Regions from separate parts of the Homo sapiens genome. Here regions 1, 2 and 4 are each linked to region 3. Evidence: chromatin contacts called from ENCODE Hi-C or POLR2A ChIA-PET data. All regions are on one chromosome and are shown on one strand. Each heading gives the region's core, a stretch centred on a gene start or an enhancer-like site at or near the end of the contact. The rest is flanking DNA. Distances are from core to core; before and after follow the strand shown. Region 1 holds the start of GPR161 (G protein-coupled receptor 161). Region 2 holds the start of MPZL1 (myelin protein zero like 1). Region 3 holds the start of SLC19A2 (solute carrier family 19 member 2). Region 4 overlaps LOC125312414 (a long non-coding RNA gene).

Region 1 (2,700 bases), core at 176-2,675, 1.3 Mb after region 3:
TCTACAGATAGGAAAGTATGAGTATCCCCATTTTATATATGAATAAGCTGAGAGGAAGGTTAACTCACTCCCTCAGGCTCATAGAGCTTAGCCGACATCTGAGTCAGTGTAAATTAAATAAATATCAGGGATTTCAAAATAAGTGTCTAAAATACTATTAAGAACAGAAAGCTTTAAGCTCCTTCAAGTGTCTGGCTTGCCGCGTGACCTAGACTCTTAAGTGGAGCGTCAGCTTCCAGTTTTTGACCAAATAAAGCATTTATCCCATAGGAATATTAAGGCACCCATTTACTTTTTTCTCCCCATTATCCCATTTGTCCCCAGAGCAATGTGGGTGTTTGGCAGGTGCCAGACAGTAAATTACTGTTCTAAATTGTGCCTCAGTGGCCCAATAATATTAAGGAAGCATCTCCCACAGTGTCAATCTGTAGACAAGGGAATAATTAATGTATTTATCAAAGCAGATGGATTTCAGAGGAATGTGAATCCTGCTCTAAGCACAGCATCAGGGTTTGTTTTTTTTTTTCTGGAGTTTAGTGAACTGGGCTTTGTAACTTCTTACCTGATTATTTTGCTGCCCTGTTTGTCCTTCCTTCTTTCCCTTTTTAGCAGTTCTACTCTGTGCTTCAACTTTTCATCCCCTTATTAAGACTGCTGCATAGAAAACGTAGGAGTCTGGAGACAGGCAGGCAAAGTGGGGAGTGAGGAAGGGAAAACAAACATTCTGAGAAGGAACTGTTCCGTCCCCCGAGCTGACAGCGCCCGCTCTTTGTTTTGTGATGACTGCTCCCTGGCCTTTTGGTTCCGAGGGAGTGCAGGGCAGCAGTGTGAAGACCTGTTTACGTCCACTCCCCACTCCCCGGGGCTGGCTTCGGGACGAATTCACTGTGGTATTAACAGAGCCCGGGACAGAGCCTGGCAGAAGGCAGATGGATGCTCGTGCCCGTCGGCTGGATGAATGAAAGGTGAGCAGCAAAGGCGATACCAGGATCGTCCACGGCGGGACTGGAGGAGGAGAATGGGACTGTGCGGAGCCTGCGGGAAGAATCTGAAAGTGTCTGTGTGATGGAGAGAGACATGGAAAAGGCGACGTCCCAGCGGCTGGAACTGGGGCGGAGGAACGGGAACAGGGAAGGCCTGAGTTAGGCACCACAAAGGTTTTCAGGAGAAAAGTGGGGCGAGCCGAGAGGGTAAGGGCGAGACAAAGAGCAGCAGCCGAGGCTGTTCGTGGGAAGAAATGGGAAAGAAGCAGCCGGGAGGGCGGGCGGACGGACGCGAAGGAAGGGGCGCGGGTGGGGAGGGGCGCCGGGAGCTGGGCGGGGCGGGGCAGTGCGGGGCGCGGGGAGGCGGCTCGGGGCTCCGGGGGCCGGAGGGGCCCGGCCGGGCGTGGGGGGGGCGGGGCGGGGCGCGGGCGCCGCAAAGTTACTTGGCCTGCGCCCGCCCGGGTCCGCGTGCTGGTGGCTGGCCCGCGGGAGGAGCGAAGCGGGGCTCGGTGGGCTGAAACCCGAAACCTCCAGTCCCGGAGCGCGGCGGGGAGGAAGGAAGCGGCGGCGGCGGTGGCCGAGGCGGGGAGGCGGCTGGGCCGGGGCCTGAGCTGCCGCGGCGGCCGCTCCTCGGTGAGCACCCGGCGTGGGGCGCGGGCGCGGGCCCGGGCGGAGAGGGCGGTCCGGATGGAGCCAGGCTAAACTCATTGTGCGAGGCTGAGGGCTCAGGGCGCGGGCCGGGAAGGGTCCCCGCCCCCACGGCGCTCCCTTTCTCCCCGCGCCCCTCTCGGAGGTCAGGGCTGTCCTCCGCCCGCACTGCGCCTTGCTTTGGAGAGCTGGAGCTCTTTGTGGGAAGATGTTGGGGGCGCGCCCCTCCCCTGCGGCCTGGGGCTTCTGAGAGGCCCACCCCATTCTGCTGGGTGCAGCCCGCCCCGTTTCTCCGGCGCCGCCCGAAGCCCCTAAACAGTCCGCTGGATGGGAGGGCGTAGGTGCGTGCCCGGGACTCTGCCGATGCGGGCCGCGCCCCCTGGGGCCAAGAGACTCCACGTCCCGCTCAGGGCAAAGGGTGTGGGGAGAAGCGGTCACGCCCCTCGGCTGGAATCCGTGAGGACCAGGTGAGCAGCCTTCTCCCAGCCGGGACTCAGGGCGCTGTCTCCCCGAGCCTGGGCGGGCGGCGGGTGGCGCGCCCAGAAGTGGCCCGGCGCCGCCGGATGGGCGGCTCTGCCCCTCAGATCTGCGGGAGGGAGATTCGGCTGGTTCTTGGAAAGGGGAGAACTCGACCAGCCCTCGGCGCCTTCTGGGCCAAGCTTAACCCCCGTGCAACCTTTGGACAAAGGCATATGGGATGAGAACGTCTGTTGGGTAAGTGGGGTGTGTCCTGTGCTTCCCGGAGGTCTGCTCACCAGTAACCACATAGCTGCGCATTGGCATCGCTTTATATCACATCTTGGAGGCTATTTTTGCTTGTTATTGTACTTTCATCCCTTTTGCAAAGTGCTTTCATAGAGCAGGTCATTTGATCCACCTCCCGGTGAAGCCGTGAGGAGGTGTGTGGTTTTGGAGGGAAAGAACCTCAGTTCCTTGATTGTCCAATGGAGACACCGATAACCTCCGGTGAGCCTGTCTCAGCGTCCTAGGGGCTGGGGGAGGATGGCCATCCTTGTGGCTCCTCCGTGGAGCCAGGCGTGGATTCAGCCTGGCTTCTTCTCCCCTAGTG
Region 2 (2,700 bases), core at 72-2,571, 1.8 Mb after region 3:
AACTTTTCCATGAAGAAAGAAATTACTGAGTAAACTCTGGTATTCAGATACTGTGATGCTAAATCATAACTGACATTTTGAAAACAAAGGGAATGAAAAAAATCTACGTGGTTTCTTAGCAGCTGGCCCTCTTTATAACTATTATTTAACTAAATTCGGAGACAGCAACAAGTACTTTGCTTTGAACAACAACACAGAAAAGTCCTGTGGCAGATACCACTTCAGATGTCCATAAAACAAGTCATCCAATTCCCATAAATTGAGCCCGAGGTTTACCTTAAGCTTGAGTCACAATATTTGGTAAGAAAAAGGAGCTTTTTTTTTCCTTTAGGAAAATTATGCTTTTTAATGCTCTATGTCTTGTCAAATTATGGTGGCTACGTCTGGAATTATGATGGATTTGACCAAATTCTTTTAAGCCAGGCCATCTCACTGGTATTCCAAGCTCTTTGCATTCTAACCTAGAAGTAACAATATTTTTTTATTGGCGTTTTGCAGACCACGGAAATGAGACTCTTTTATTACGGAGACTTAAAACTGAATGAGAGCATGGGAAAGGGAACTTACAACAAAACCCTGGCTTAACAGGAAACAAATCAACAAAGGCCCTACAAATGAAAAACCTGCAACTTTCCGCCACCTCCCAAAGGTGAAGAACGCCAGAACCCTAGTTCCTGAGTCAGAATCCGGGAGGGCCTAGACGATCCAGAGTCACCACGAGGAGAGGGCAGGGTGCGCCGCGAGGGCTCACCGCAGCCGCCCGCCGGGTCCGCTCCCCTGGACCGCCCCCCGGGAAGGAGCAAGGTAAAGCACTCTCCCCTCCTCCTCCGCACTCCAGGATCCAGGAAAGAGAAGAAAGAGGCTCTGCGCCTTCCCGGCCAGTCGCGGAGGCCCGCGTTCCCCATGGGCTGGGTCCCCTCGGCCCCAGAGAGCGCAGGCCGCGCCCCCTCCCCACCTCGGCTCTCAGTGCGCGCGCCTGGCCTGCGACCGCCGCGATGGGCGTGTGTCGGGCCCGGGGGCCCCACTCCCCGGCCCCAGCCCTGGTCCTGGCATCACTTACAGAGCCCAAGCGCCGCCGCCAGCACCGACCACAGCCAGCGCCGGCTGTCTGGGGCTGCAATCACCGCCCCGGCTCCGGCGGACGCTGCCATCGTCCAGCCACTGCAGTCGCCGCCGCCGCCGCCGCGTCCCTGAGCCCGGGTCCCCGCTGAGGTTGGCTCGGCTTGGGGAAGAGGCTTCTGATCTCTCCGCCACCCGCGCCGGGTGGCACCTCCACGCCGCGCTCCCCACTCCGGTCCCAGCCGCGGCTCTCCAGCTCTGCACCGAAGCCTCAGCCCCACTCCGGCCCTCGCTGTCCGCTCATTGGCCTGCCCGCACCCTTTTAAGGACGCGATTGGAGAGTCAGGCTGTCCATCATCCGTCCGCCGGGAAGGCCCCGCCTCCTCGGTCCCACCCAGGCGCCTCGGCCCCGCGCGGAGGCCGGGTCTGCAGCGGTCCCAGGCCGAGCCGAGCCTTCCGCCTGCCTGCGTGGCTGTCCGCCTGCGGGCCCCACCAGCCAGCGTCTCCTCTGCCTTTCTCAGGGTCCAGTCCCGTGGTCCTCTTCATTGTCTCTCCTCGCCACAGGTCTTTGCTGGGTACTAACCTCGCCTCCGTTTCAGCTCTTCTTGTTCTCTGCCGGCCTCACCTAACGAAAAAGAAGCAATTCATTTACCTTAAAAAGAAAGAAAAGACAGAAAGAAAAATAATGAGGCGTTCAATTGATGGGGGAGAGACTTCTGATTCAGTCGTCCAGGTGGAACACGTTCCCCGTGCCGTGTCCCCAAGGCCTGTCCTTTGCGTGGACTAGATAATGTATGTGTTGCAATTTGCGAAATCTACTAGTTTAAAAAGAAGTCTCCATCTTGCCCTAACCTCCTCTTAGGAACCTCCCTCCTGGCTTCAGAAGGATGGGAATCTGGAACTCTTTCCTACTACCTGAAAAACAAATGAAAATGCTTTTTGATTGTTTTGCTTTCGCATATCTGTGTTCCTGTCTGTGTCCGTGAAAAATAGAAAGCAGAAGTTCCCAACACTGATTCTGAAGTGCCCTGCAGAAGTTCCCGACACTGATTGCTGGCCCTGCTCAACTTGGTTGCCTTGGCCCAGAACAGTCTGCCACCTACGGGTTGTCCAATCAATAGGGGAAATATTTGGAAGGATCCTTATGAAAATGGCTTACAAAAGGGAAAAATGGGGGACAGGGGCACAAGAAAGATGAGTGTGAAGGAGGAAAAGGGAAGATTCAGGTGGGAGGCTGATACGATGAGGAAGGGAAGCAAGCTTTAGACAATTAGGACAAGAGCGGGGGAAGAGTATGGTGAGAACCCAAAATGTAACCTCTCACTTCAGGGTTTTTGTCTAAGGTCAGTCTTAACAATGCCATTCCTGATATCTGTGCTGTTTCAGCTAACATTGCAGTACAGCGAAATCATAAGAACATTAGTGAGAAAAAAACTTAAAAAAAAAAAATACCAGAACCACTTTGCCCTATTTCTGTCAGCAGATCCTTTTGAAGTTGTATCTCAAATGCCATAGGTTGGAAAAGATACCAATGCATTAATTGAACCATGGATGTAGAACACCTGGGCTTTACTCTCAAGAAGCACATCGTCTACTAGTGTACACAAACAAGTACTCAATTACATTTGTAAAAATGAGGGC
Region 3 (2,794 bases), core at 28-2,527:
GACCCCCAGGGCTTCCTCGACCACACTTTGAGACTCATTGAGATATGTAAATACTGCCAGTTGTATTTCTTCACAGATTAATCAACTCACAGATTTGGGTGCATTCATTTGTGCAGTCTTAGAAACAAATCTTTCCCTTTACCAGTATCTTATTCCATCTGGTAGACTCATTTCTGCTGCTGATGCTTGAAAAAAGTGTCATTTGCTACCACAGGAGGAAAACGGTGCTAGATGGATCATAACATACAGAAAAGCAAGATAGTTCCAAAATGTTTCCAAGAGCTTCTGGCAGGATCTGTCATTCTACAAATACTGCACAGGAAAAATTGCTTTAAATGCTGCATCTTTGCAGTAGAAAGATTAGGATTGAGCCAGGCTGTGAGTCAGGCAGAAAAAGGCACACAGAGGGGGATGAAAGAAAGCACTGGAGAGTCTTGTCATGCTTTGCCCTTGAAAACTATGCCAAGACCTCTTTTGTGTTTTTAAATGAAGAAATCCATCATGTTTTGTGATTGCTGTAATGACTCAGGATCTTCCACCTTCCTTTTAACTATAAACCGTAGCGTAGTTAGGTGTTTGTTTTCTTTGTATCATGCTTGCAAAAAGTGACGAAATAAAGTTAAAACCCTTTAACTGGGACTCCATTACGGTTCTGCTGTTCAGTGACCAGCTTGTTCATTATTCTCACAATATTATCTACTTTCTTCATTTCAGTCTGTCTCTTAGATCCTGGGCTTCTGATGTCTTTCCATGGCGGATGAATACAATTTAAAACACGAAAGCTGCTGGAGGAAAGGTTTAACGTTCCCCCTCCCCAAGGTGAAATCTTTGCCTGGCCTCAGTCACTAAGTCTCTCAGGAGCGGAAACTGAATGGACATTCCGGAGACGGTGAATAAGAATGATAAACGGTGGTTGGGGAGAACAGCGCGTTTCTTCCAGCGGAGGACTAGGCCCACAGGACGCATTCCCAACAGATGAGCGGAGCCGACAGCAAGTGTGCCACGAACGCCAGCTGGCCGCCTCACTAGAGAGAGCTCCGCCGCAAGCCGCCGCTTTTGGAGTGGAGTTCCACATGTCCTCCGCGCTTGAGCCCTGGGACGTCAGAGGCCTGGCGTGCTGCCACCGCCCCAGTTCACGTCGTGTGACCCACGACCAATGGAAGAGCAGGCAAGTATTCCCGGCGTCCGCTGTGATTGGTTCCCGGAGTGGAGGCGGTGGCAGAGGGTGGGCCTTAGGACGGGTCTCCCTTAAACTGGGCGATCAGGCAGCGACCCTAGAGGCGTCTGTAGGGTAAAGCTGGGGGTTCTGTAGCCGGAGGCGGCGGCGAGTCCAGAACGTCCTGGCCTTACAGGGAGAAGGCGTCACTCGCGGTTACAAGTGCCTGACCCTCACTCCAGTTGGCGGAGGAGGAGAAGGAAGGGGCCGGGCCGGGTCCCCTCCCCTCGCGCCCCGGATGGATGTGCCCGGCCCGGTGTCTCGGCGGGCGGCGGCGGCGGCGGCCACTGTGCTCCTGCGGACCGCTCGGGTCCGTCGCGAATGCTGGTTCTTGCCGACCGCGCTGCTCTGCGCCTACGGCTTCTTCGCCAGCCTCAGGCCGTCCGAGCCCTTCCTGACCCCGTACCTGCTGGGGCCGGACAAGAACCTGACCGAGAGGGAGGTACGCGCGGCGGACGCGGGGCGCGGGAAGGGCGGGCGACCGGCCTGCGGGTGGGCAGCGGAGGAAGAGAGGACCGAGAAAAGCGCTCGAGCCATTCTCGGCAGAGATTTCTGATTTTGCCAGTTGGAGGTCGGCTTCGTGCTCTTCTTTGTGTTCATGATTTTCTGTTTTCTTCGGCTCTGTAGGACGAGTCTCCTGCGAAGGGCTCAGAACACGCGTCCAGAGGCCCCGTGCCTTGTGCGTCAGGCAGTATGCTGATCGTGTTGTAATGTGGCTTAGCGTGACTGCCCAGACTGGTCCAGCAGTTCCTGCTGGGGGCGAGGGGGCAATATTTTGACAAAGAAGTGAAAACAGCAAAGTGTACTTTGGACACGGCTTAGTAAATATTCATTGACTGAAAGTAGGCAACCACTGCTTTTCTGAAAGGATCTTCCCTCTACCTCCTTCACCTGCTTCCTGTCCATACCTTACTTTGTTTGCATTTGGCAGAATGGGTGGGCTTAATCAAGTAAGGACAGGACAGAAGTACAGAACATCTTAATTTGTCTTGATTTTTAATTGGGTGAGGTTGTGTCCAAGGATATCCTGCCCCTCTCTACCTTAAGACCAACCTCCAGGGATAAAGGCAGATGGTGAAACATAATTGACTTTTAATTATAGTGTTTCTTGTATTGCGAATTGTTGCTTCACAGATGTTAGTTTTGCTTCTCAGATACAAGGTGATGTCTTTGAAGGCCTTCTGTGATGTTCAGGGTAATTGAGAGCACGTAGTCCATCATCAAGAGTTTCTTGCTGATTGATTTTTTCCCTAGATGAGGGCTTACAAATAAAGTACTTCAGAAGCGCATAGTGTACTTTAGAAATGTGCTGACCTATTTAAGTGCATGGTCAAAACCAGCACTTGATTTTTGCAGAAGAAAGACAATATATAAACTGAGAAAGAAATTAAACCCAAAGTACTTCCACAAAACCGAAATAAAGCCGATTCAACACCCTCTTCCTTGAATACAACAAAGGGTGAAAGCTGAGGTCTCATGTTCTTTTTCCTACTATCAGTCAAGGGGCCACTTGAGAGCTTTTTCTTTTTTCCTACACCTGTTCCTTCCACCCTGCCTCCTTGCCCCAGGTGCTGTAAA
Region 4 (2,700 bases), core at 131-2,630, 1.1 Mb after region 3:
TGAAATGCATTGCTCTCTGAAACCCATTGTGGTGTTTGTATGGAGGCCCTGCTTCCCCAGAAGCTCTGGTCATAGATGAGAGCAGCAAGGATGCTACAGCTGACCCGCTCCTGTGAGACATGGCACTCTGAGGCTCCAGGACTGTCAAAGGCCTTCTTGAACATTCCCTAGGCTACACAGAAGTCTAAAATGCTTCCACCTACCTTCCCCTTCCTCCCTCCTTCCGTTGGGGTCAGATTTGCATTTCAGTCTTATAGCTCTCCCAGTGTTCCCAGCCTCTTCCCCATTTCCTCTCATGGTCCTTTAATAAAATCTCACACACCTAATCCCATCTTGGCACTGGCTTGTTAGAGGGCCCAGACTAACAGCTGAGCACAGGAAGTGCCCTGGACAGCACCAGGTCACCAGGATCCCGCCATTGAAGTACCTGGCACCTCAGCCTCACATTGCATGGCCTGGGTCGGGAGGTGCCTTCACGGCTTCCTCACCTACCCATCAGGGAATTCCTTCAGTCTGCTTTGCAATGCTCCCAGCAACCTGACAGTGGGATTTCCTACCAACAAGACCCAATGATTGGCCCCAGTATGTGACAGATAAGAAAGTGCAAAACATGGAGTCTACAGTTCCTGGCATTAAGGAGTCTAAGAATGAAACTCAACACCACTCTGGCTAAGAGCTTAAAAAAGAAAAATACAATAGGGCCCTAGAAAGCTGGGGTAAAAGCCAGCCAGAGAGAAGCAGCAGCTAAAGCCATACTGTATGGGCTAACAAGTCAACAGCAGCAGTGCAGAGGAAACCCATCCACTTGATTTCCGAGGGGTCTGGAATTTCTGGGGAAAGCAGCAAAGCACAACTCTGAAGACAAGAAAGTGCCCATCCACCCAAGCCTCCTGTTTTGGGACTCCATCACTTTCCAAAATAATTCTAAATTCAGAACCAACCCACATCTGCAGTGAAGAGTATACATTCATTAGAAATTTAGGAATAAGTTTCTGCTGAGGAGGTTAAATTTTTCCATGGCTTCTCTCAGGGTGGACTGATGAAAATTGATTTCTTATTGATAAAGTGTTATGTTTTGTGAGTTTTTTTTTTAATTTGGGCCTCCTTCCCTTTTATGCTGCTGTTTGCTGCCTTTTTGCCCATGTGTACAGAATAGAAACTAGGCTTATTTGTGCTGCTTTTGCCCCAGCCCTTCCTATTTTGAGGACCCTGACTTCTGACTCAACTGCTCTAATCCTCTATTACCCATCATGCCCTCAGGAGCTACCAAGCAACTCGTGCAGTTGAATGCCCCAGAACCATTCTTCACAGGGTATCCGTGGAAATCATCACCCTTTCACCTTCAGATTCTGGCTCAAAGAAATTGTGGGCGATGAGTCACCTAACTCTGTGACTCATATCTGGTCTCAATAAAGGTGTTTTATGAGTTGAAAAAAAGAGGCATCCATATAGATAAGACAAGAAGGCAAACTAATTAATGAAAATAATCCTGCAAAGGTGGTGAGATTAGAGATCTCTGTGTTTGGTTTGAAATTTTATTTAATGCATAAATGACTATAGAATAAAAAATGGATAAATTCCTGTAAAATAAAAATTCATCATTACAACTTTATTCTTCCTCTGAGCCAAGACCAGAGCTAGAATTTTTTTGAGACAAAGTTCAAAATTTTATTTCTGCCTCTAGATTTCTTTTCCAAGGTCAAGTTCCCTCCACTTTGCCACTCCCTTTCTCACGCAATCCCTTTCTTTCCTCATATTTGAGGTCATCCCTCGGGAATGGGAGAGAGCTGGGATGTGGTATTAGGAGTATCCTTGCTATTCGCTCTTCCTGGAATGCTTTTCCTCCCACCACCTTGACATTTTTGCCCAAATGTCAACTTCTCAGTCAGGTGTTCCTTGACCACCCCACTAAAATTTGCAAACCACCCTTCAACCCCTAGTACACTGTATTACCTTCTAAGCTTGATGTTTCTTCATAGCTTTCCCTATGAGAGCCAAGATTGTTGTTTTATCTACTGCTCTTTCCCCAGTACCTAGAACAGTTCCCCAAATATTCTCAGGTTTGTTCAATGTGTTGTTCAACTCTTTTAAATTCTTACTGATTTTTGTCTGATTGCTCTATTCATTACTGACAGAAGTGTAGTAAAATCATCCACTATGGTTGTCAGTTTCTCTACTTATTCCTGAAGTTTTGATAATTTTTACTTTATGTATTTTGGGATTATGTTACTTGGAGTACAGAAATTTAGAAGTGACTTATAACCTGAGGAATTGTCCTTTGTCATTATCTAGAGATTGTTTATTTCTAATAATGCTTTTTTTCTCTTAAAGTCTATTTTATCTGATTTTAAAATAGGTACTTTGACTTTTGGTTTTGGTTTCAGTTTGTATGGTATATCTTTTTCTAACATTTTACTTGCAGTCTTTAAGCTGTTCTCTTGTAAAGAGTATATGCTTTCTTTCTAATACAGTCAGATAACTTTGGTTAGGGTATTTAACTCCACTTACATGTAACATAATTTGACATGTTAGCACTTAAGTCGGTTATTTACTACATGCCTATTCTACATTTTTTCTCTTCTTTCTTGCTGTATTTGATTATATTTTAATCATTTACTTCTTCCCCTCCACTAGTTCATAAATTACACACTTTTTTGAATTGTTTCAATAATTGCCCTTGAAATTATAATGTGTATTTAT

What was found. Hi-C counts contacts between places; a loop is a spot of excess contacts on that map. ChIA-PET counts read pairs that join two places held with the same protein, here RNA polymerase II (POLR2A). Pooled maps may share reads with other maps.
Region 1: a pooled map shows a loop between it and region 3 (5-fold over the local background). The contact joins the promoter of GPR161 here to the promoter of SLC19A2 in region 3. A Hi-C loop is called at or near these places in 6 of 50 pooled maps.
Region 2: a loop to region 3 is called in a map of gastrocnemius medialis, with 6 times the contacts of the local background. The contact joins the promoter of MPZL1 here to the promoter of SLC19A2 in region 3. A Hi-C loop is called at or near these places in 3 of 168 maps with a recorded cell type or tissue (ascending aorta, gastrocnemius medialis and naive thymus-derived CD4-positive, alpha-beta T cell), 1 of 37 single-sample maps with no recorded cell type and 18 of 50 pooled maps.
Region 4: a loop to region 3 is called in a pooled map, with 3 times the contacts of the local background. The contact joins the enhancer-like site here to the promoter of SLC19A2 in region 3. A Hi-C loop is called at or near these places in 3 of 50 pooled maps. POLR2A ChIA-PET finds 5 or more read pairs at or near these places in 2 of 52 experiments (Panc1 and activated T-cell).

The regions. Positions count from the first base shown.
Region 1 is chr1:168,135,655-168,138,354 of GRCh38, reverse strand. It overlaps GPR161 (G protein-coupled receptor 161), which reads left to right and starts at 1,425. Exons shown (of 6, transcript NM_001375883.1): 1 at 1,425-1,616. RefSeq lists silencers at 730-1,024, 1,553-1,782.
Region 2 is chr1:167,720,603-167,723,302 of GRCh38, reverse strand. It overlaps MPZL1 (myelin protein zero like 1), which reads right to left and starts at 1,321. Exons shown (of 6, transcript NM_003953.6): 1 at 1,061-1,321. The coding sequence starts at 1,151. RefSeq lists silencers at 682-821, 852-921, 1,312-1,681 and an enhancer at 493-993.
Region 3 is chr1:169,484,427-169,487,220 of GRCh38, reverse strand. SLC19A2 (solute carrier family 19 member 2) reads left to right here and starts at 1,277. Exons shown (of 6, transcript NM_006996.3): 1 at 1,277-1,658. The coding sequence starts at 1,455. RefSeq lists enhancers at 843-912, 220-1,140, 923-1,172, 976-1,270, 1,813-1,872 and a silencer at 1,453-1,632.
Region 4 is chr1:168,407,716-168,410,415 of GRCh38, reverse strand. All of the region lies in intron 6 of LOC125312414 (a long non-coding RNA gene), which reads left to right. The region is part of intron 3 of LOC100505918 (a long non-coding RNA gene); the gene reads left to right. Among named protein-coding and RNA genes, the nearest start is that of MIR557, 34 kb to the right of the region's middle. Within about 2 kb of position 1,380, at least 4 of the 41 ENCODE cell types and tissues checked have a DNase peak (open chromatin) inside an H3K27ac peak, as active enhancers do.